Regions from separate parts of the Homo sapiens genome. Here region 2 is linked to region 1. Evidence: read pairs that join two places in POLR2A ChIA-PET (ENCODE). Cell type or tissue: PC-3. All regions are shown on one strand.

Region 1 (4,000 bases):
TAATACCTTGCGCCCTGTAGAAGCTGACCGTCTCGTTTGGGATAGGCAAGCACATGGGCAGAGTGGAAAGAAAATTGGCTGTTCAGGAGCTTTGACAAAGCAGCCTATGGTCGAGTACTGAGCTAGAGAGGAGAGGGCAGGTGGGTTCACATGTGAGGTTAGCAAGGCTGCAGAGGTCAGCAAGACAGGAGGTGGGAGCAAGAGCTGCATTTTCTGGGTACCGGCATATGTCGGGCAGAATGGTAAATATTTGCAGGAGCTCACAGCCAGCCTGGACACGGGGTGTGGTAGGCTGAATAATGCCCCCCCACAGCCCTTGCCCGAAGATGTCCACTGCCTAATCCCTGGCATCTGTGACTATGTTATTTTACATGGCAAAAAGGATTTTGCCAATGTGATTAAGGATCTTGAGATGGGATTATCCTGGATTATTCCTGTGGGCACAATGTAATCACAAGGGTCCTATGAGAAGCAGACAGTAGTGTCATAATCAGAAGATGCTATGCTGTTTGCTTTGATGGAGGATGGAGTCATGAGCCAAGGAGCACAGGTGGTCTCTAGAAGCCGGAAATGGATTCTCCTCTAGAGCCTCCAGAAGGAACAAAGCCCTGCAGACACCTTAATTTTGGCCCAGGGAGACCCATTTCAGGCTTCTACCCTCCAGAACCATAAGTGAGTAAGTTTGTGTTGTTTTAACTCACTAAATCTGAGGTCATTTGTTATAGCAGCAATAGGACACAATACCAATACAGAATTACTGTGATCCTTAATGTCATGTTCTGTGTGGGCATGTGCCCTTGGGATGACCACGGATCACATACATCCTATACACAGCCATGGTACAAGACTCCCTTTCTTTTTTTTTTTTTTCCAGACAGGGTCTCACTATGTTAGCCCAGTCTGGAAGGCAGTGGTGCAATCAGGGCTCACTGCAGCCTCAACTTTCCCAGGGTCAGGTGATCCTCCCACCTCAGCCTTCCAAGTAGCTGGGACTACAAGTACGTGCCACCACATGTGGCTAACTTATTTTTTGTAGAGATGGGGTCTCATCACGTTGCCCAGGCTGGTCTTGAACTCCTGGGCTCAAGCAGTCCTCCAACCTCGGCCTCCCAAAGTGCTGGGATTACAGGTGTGAGCCAACATGCCCGGCGAAGATTTCCTTTTGTAATTTGATTTTTCTGGCTAGGGACATCCTGAACAACCATAGCAAGTCAGCCAGAGTGGATTTGTTATGGCTACTGTCTCCAGCCACTGTGGGACTATCTCTGTGAAACATTCTTCAACTGAGGCACCATCCAAAAAGGCAAATAAATGCCGAGGTCACATAAGTGTCATACATCTCTGGGGCGATACACTGCTTAACAGCAAGTGAGATCAAGTTTCAGGTTGGATTTGGGCGAGTGTGTGTGTATGTATAACCTTCCATGCCTCACAATGTCAGTCGTTGTGGGCTGATTATTTACATGCAGTCTCCAGCAGAACAACCTAGGTCCTTAAAGGATGAGTCTGCAGCCAAGCCAGACTTCTGGCAGTTAACAGTCATGACCCACCACTGCCGGTCTTGATGTGGGACATTACTAATGCTCTGTGATTACATGCATCCTTGGCTATGACTCCACATGTGGAAAGCCAAGTGGAAAATGTCGTGGGCTGGTAAAAAAAAAATTGTGGTTTAAAAACAATTTATTATAAAATGGTAAAAAAAACATTCCTACTGGCTAGCTCATCCGGGTGTAGTTAGCTTAGGAGATTGAGGCAAAGTGCCAAGGAGGTCAAAGTCAAAGCTTTAACCCCGGGACCTAGTGGCCTTTCTCACCCCATGCTAGACCCAGACTCTGCGATCAGAGTCTGCAGACCGGATGGCTGCTGTGGTGGGTGATGGGGTGGAGACCGTAGGCACATCTGTGCTATTTCAGCACAAACATTGCCTGGAAGGAGAGATTCCTGCCTGTCTCTTCTGTGCTTTCAGAATTGTTATGTTTCATCCTTAGGGCAGTGTGAGGGCACTGAAGAGATCCTAGTTTATCTTGCAAATATCCCCCTCCCTGCTGTTCTTTCCTAATGCCTATAAAAGCCCTTAGGAGCTTTCCTTACATGAAAATTAAGACTAGTTCACTTGAGTATTTTATTACTTATCTTCTCCCTTAGTTCACTTGAGTATTTTATTACTTATCTTCTCCCTCTATGTTCATTGCAGCCTTTTTAATTCTCCAGTTTTTGTTTCAATGGACAATTTAATGTTTTGCTTTCCTAGTCTCCTGAATCACCTCAAAATTATTGACATTAATGGAGAGAAGACCTCAAGAGCAGTAATTAAATTATGTTGTATTAATGTGCTTTATAGATTGAGAAATCACAAAGGAATAAAGGTTTTCATAGTAGAGTAAGTGCTCTCCTAACTGCCTTGTGGCCTAGTGGACAGGGCTCCATGCTTGCTGTCAGACCCACGGTGGACTGAACCCCCGAGCACGGGCTCCTGCCTAGTGGCCTATATGGGCCTGGCCTGATGCTTACCCAAAGCCAGCTGCTTTGCTCCCAAACTTGCATATATCAGATGTACTTAGTACCTCATTACATAAGTAAATATTCTGTAAACTGGTGAAGAGCGGGTACAAACAAAGATGTCATGTCCATGAAGTCAAGTTAAATGCTTTAGAAATTTAGCTGTTGAATTGGTGTTAATAAGCTGAGATTAGGCAAGGAAAAGTAAAAGCAGAGGGTTGTTCAGCATATTCTTTGAGAGCTCATTCCACCATAAGTAAACAAAAATGGAAACCACAAACGATTCCCCATGGGTGTGTTTTCTTGCTAGAAAGACTGTGATATGATTTGGATGTTTGTCCTCTTCAAATCTCATGTTGAAATGTGCTTTCCAATTTGGAGATGAGGGGGCCCTGGTGGGAGGTGACTGGATTATGGAGGTGGGTCCTTCATGAATGGTTTGGCACCCTCCCCTTGGTGATACGTGAATTCTTGCTCTGAGATCTGGTTGTTTGAGGGTGTGGCAGCTCCCCACTTGCTCTCTTGCTCCCGTTCTTGCCATGTGACATGCTGGCTCCCTGTTGCCCTCTGCCATGATTGTAAGCTCCTTGAGGCCTCTCCAGAAGCGGATGCCAGCACCACACTTCCTGGGGAGCCTGCAAAACCATGAGCCAATCAAAGCTCTTTTCTTTATAAATTACCCAGTCTCAGATATTCCTTTATAACAATGTAAGAAATGACCAGTGCAGACTGGAAGGAGCTCCAGTTAAATGGCCTTGGCCCTATATCAAAAGATAGATGATAAATGTACACTTACAGATTTTATTTTAAATAGAAGCAATTAAGATATGGGCATAGCTCCCCTCTCCCCATATGCTTTGATCAAGTGTTTAAAGTATGTTTCCAACCACTGGTCTTGGCCTGGTCAGAGGGTGTTTTGTTTAAGTGGCCAATTCCTAAACAATAGTGGATTCCAGAATGGGTTGACTTTCTTACAGAGTGTGTGCACTTGAAGATTTCAGCTAGTCTCTCAAAATGTTAGTAAAAGGCCGGCCTCTCACCAAATGCTCCACGCAGAGCCAGTGGTCCCAGAACTTGCTGAGTGGCAAGAGGAGACTTGTCTTCAAGTAAGGGACAGCCTTGAATAGTCAGGAGCGGGGCAAACATTGTGGGGATGATCCAGGAAACCCTGGGAAGCATAAGATCGCTCAGCACCATCCAAAATCTCCCACCACTCCAACTGTGGGTCCTGAGCCTATGCCATGTAATACTAGAAAAGTAAAAGCCTCATTGGTTATGGAAAGGTAGTGTAAGGCCAGGTAAGAAAGGCATCAGGTGGGGGCAGTGAGGGAACACAAATCGTGGTCTGTGATTTCGCCTACAATTAGCAACAAAACAAAACAACACTTCCTCCACTCCACTCCACCCACCTCCAGCTAGCACTTAGTTCTTCCTTGAATTTACTACCACAGCTATTGCTGCATTTCACCACCAGAGGGCAACAGTATTTTTAAAATGA
Region 2 (4,000 bases), 120 kb before region 1:
ACTGTGGCTTGTGAGTTTCCATTTCTCTACTTCCTTGTTAGTACTTATAGTAAAAATTTAGGTTTACCAATCTAATGAATGTGAAGTAGTACATTTTTTAGTTCTTACATATAAAGATGAACCTTTTAATGATGCTTTTGCCATAGTTCTGCTAATTAATCTCAGACATTTTAATTTTAACTTTCTAAAAGTGACAAACTTAAATGTAAACAGAATATAATTGTAGATGTCCCACAGTAAATCATGTTAGTTGCTATCAGAAATATTCTTATAATACTTCCATAGAGTTGATAGTCGGGAATCATGAGATTCAAGCCAATCAATATGACTGATGAATAATTAGTTGCCCTTATTTGTAGGAATCCCACCATAAACTTCCTTCTATTACATTATCTAAGACAGTCTTGAAGGCATTAAACTATAATTGCTACTTTTGTTTTAATATTTGATTACAATTTGGAAAAAGGTTAAATTGTATGGGTTCTGTTTGTTGTAGACATTTTCATTTTAAGGAGTTCAGGAAATATCAGAGACTTATTACCACAGTTTTACCACAAGTTAATAGTGGAACTGAGCACACATTATTTTTAGAGCAATAGATCTATGGCCATATCTCTGTAGGTAAGCTGGCCCTGAGATATACATTCTATATATATTTAAATAATAATAAAATTTCTTTATTTTTACAGATAAAGGAAACCAGGAAAGCAATGAGAGATTCTGACAGTGGACTAGAAAAAATGGCTATTGGTCATCATATCCATGACCGAGCTCATGTCATTAAAAAGTCAAAGAACAAGAAGACTGGAGATGAAGAGGTCAACCAGGAGTTCATCAATATGAATGAAAGTAAGTTATCACAAAAAAATAATATTCTTTCTTATAAATTTAAAATAACAGCCGTACTTGATGAATTTTTTTTTAGAAACATGTCATAAGATGTAGTTTTTGAATAATGCATGTAGAGAATACCTTGTGAAAGTAATAGGATTGTGTTTTCATCCTTTCATAGGAGAGCTCTTTTTTATAGTGATTTTTGGCAATATGGGATATTACTTATTTTTATTTTATCCTTGGAAAGTGGAATCTTTTGAATTGTTATTTAGTAATATCATTAGGCAAAATGTGTCTTTAAATATTTTTTCTGATTATCAAGAAAGTACATTTGAAAAGTATAAAGACAAAAATAATCCATAATCCAAACTCAAAATACTAGTAATATTTTAATGTATTTCTTCCTAATCATTTTATATATATAAACACTTTTTTCTCAAATTATTATTCTACTTTTATATAGTTTATATTGTGCTTATTTTAATTTACCATTATAATTGTAAAGTTACTTATGATGCTATTTTTCAAAAGCATTTTAAGTGGTTACCTTAAAGTTTTATTGTAAATAAGCCATAATTTTTACTTAAATCATTCTGTACTGTTCAGTAGTACTTAGGCTTTTGTATAGACAAGATTTTAATTTCTGTTATATGTTAGATTACATGTATGTCTCTCTCTCTCAAGTAAATCTTTTCTTTTTCTGGATTTTGTATTTATTCTTCAATGCATTTACATCCTTCTAGTGTCCTAACTCTTCTCCCTGTAGTTTTTAATTATATTACAATTTATTAACAAATTTAATCATTAAATTTAAATTATTTTTATTAATTTTTAAATCAATATTAAGCTTTTATATTTAATTGTATTAATTCAATAATGAAATTATATTAAAATTTAGTTGGATTCATCTCCTAGTTTCAGAAAGTATTTTGAATAATGTTTTTCCATAATAGAGTGTTTAAATTTTAAATTGTTGTATTAAAAAAGAAATTCTGGCCGGGCACGGTGGCTCATGCCTGTAATCCCAGCACTTTGAGAGGCCGAGGCAGGTAGATCATGGGGTCATAAGTTCGAGACCAGCCTGGCCAACATGGTGAAACCCCATCTCTACTAAAAATACAAAAATCAGGGCCCGGCACAGTGACTCACGCCTGTAATCCTGGCACTTTGGGAGGCCAAGGCGGGCAGATCACGAGGTCAGGAGTTCAAGACCAGCCTGACCAACATGGTGAAACCCCGTCTCTACTAAAAATACAAAAATTAGCCGGGCATGGTGGTGCACGTGCCTGTAATCCCAGCTACTCGTGGGGCTGAAGCAGGAGAATCGCTTGAACCCAGGAGGCGGAGGTTGCAGTGAGCCAAGATCGAGCCCTTGCACTCCAGCCTGGGCGACAGAGCGAGACTCTGTCTCAAAAAAATAAATAAATAAAATAAATAAAAATACAAAAATCAGCTGGGCATGGTGGCCCGCGCCTGTAATCCCAGCTACTTGGGAGGCTGAGACAGGAGAATCTCTTGAACCCGGAAGGCAGAGGTTGCAGTGAGCCAAGATCACGCATTGCACTCCAGCCTGGGCAAAAGAGCAAGACTGTGTTGGGTGGAGGGGAGGAAGAAATTCTATTAACATTGGGGTTTGATAAAATTATTCTTTTTTTTTTTTTTTTTTTTGAGACGGAGTCTCGCTCTGTTGTCCAGGCTGGAGTGCAGTGGTGCAGTGGTGTGATCTCGGCTCACTGCAAGCTCCGCCTCCCAGGTTCACGCCATTCTCCTGCCACAGCCTCCTGAGTAGCTGGGACTACAGGTGCCCGCCACCATGCCTGGCTAATTTTTTCTATTTTTAGTAGAGACGTGGTTTCACCATGTTAGCCAGGATGGTCTTGATCTCCTGACCTTGTGATCCGCCCACCTCAGCCTCCCAAAGTGCCGGGATTACAGGCGTGAGCCACCACACCTGGCTGGGGTTTGATAAAATTATTCTTATGCAGTAAGATAGAAGCCATGATATTGTGACCTGTGTTTATTTGTAACCTCTGTAATTTTATCACATTTATATATATACTGAGTATTTCACAATAATCAACATTTTGATGAAAAATTGAGTGAAGGAACATAATATTTTAAAGCAGTCTTAAGAAGTACTATCATGTCTCTATTGTTGCTATTATGGAAGTTAGATTACTTCATAACAACATGAATTGACATTCTAGCTGAGTAACCTGTCTTAGGAAATTGACAACAGAAACTTGTGAGGTCAAGTTACACAGAAAGATGGTTAGGTGAATAGAAGTGCTAGCCACAGAAGTATACACTATACAGGAAGAGTATATTCACTGTGAGATGACCCAGGAAGAAAAACTGTTAGTTAATATAATTAGGTCAGCTGGTCCATTGGGTAGAATAATATGTTATCCAGGCAGTTGAAAAAATAGATCATCAATAACTAGATCATCAGTAGGAATAGGAGAGGAACAGACAGGAAAACAAATACTACTTTTGTCAAAGACCCTTATATTTGAAGCAGCTTCCTGCCTCTGTATTGAGGTTACACTAATGAAAACACCAGACTAGACTGAAATATGTGGGAGCAAGGCAGTTACTGACAGTTGATACCTTAATACTTATTCCCATTATTTTTCTGTTTGACATAGGTGATGCTCATGCTTTTGATGAGGAGTGGCAAAGTGAGGTTTTGAAGTACAAACCAGGACGACACAATCTAGGAAACACTAGAATGAGAAGTGTTGGCCATGAGAATCCTGGCTCCCGAGAACTTAAAAGAAGGTAAAAGTTGTTTCTAAAATAGTTTGGTTTTTTAAGAAGAATTTGAAGTAAAGTTATGTAATTTACTTCTGTTATCAGAAAGTTTTGATGATCATCCAAATTGTATCCACAGTATCTTTTGTGAAAGATGTAATAATTTTATATGAAAGCTGATTATTCCACACAAATTTAAATTTATATCTAAAAATCAATAATAGTTTAGGATTTTATGGTTAGTAATTCACTAGTAAACTATGCCTCAGAAGACAGAGACCAAAATCCTCTTAAGGAAAACTGATATCCTGTAGTGTAGTTATTCTTGTAAAACACATTGTAATATGGATATAGATAGAGTCATACATTTCACACTGGTAAAGATATCTAGAGATATGATAAGGGGAGAGGG

What was found. Peaks named below come from ENCODE experiments on the same cell type or tissue, not always from the same donor. Only the 100,000 strongest peaks of a DNase experiment are listed, where the experiment ranks them.
Region 2: POLR2A ChIA-PET joins it to region 1 with 5 read pairs; 2 of 35 experiments call an interaction of 5 or more read pairs at or near these places.

Annotation. Positions count from the first base shown.
Region 1 is chr3:158,723,973-158,727,972 of GRCh38, forward strand. The region is part of intron 1 of RARRES1 (retinoic acid receptor responder 1); the gene reads right to left. Among named protein-coding and RNA genes, the nearest start is that of RARRES1, 6.5 kb to the right of the region's middle. In PC-3, a CTCF peak has its summit at 3,960 (motif pointing right); DNase peaks (open chromatin) are centred at 1,549 and 3,989; H3K4me3 peaks cover 170 bases; H3K27ac peaks cover 4,000 bases.
Region 2 is chr3:158,599,325-158,603,324 of GRCh38, forward strand. MLF1 (myeloid leukemia factor 1) reads left to right here. Exons shown (of 8, transcript NM_001369783.1): 6 at 690-849; 7 at 3,483-3,615. Among named protein-coding and RNA genes, the nearest start is that of MLF1, 30 kb to the left of the region's middle. In PC-3, no CTCF peak of the experiment used is centred here; no DNase peak of the experiment used is centred here.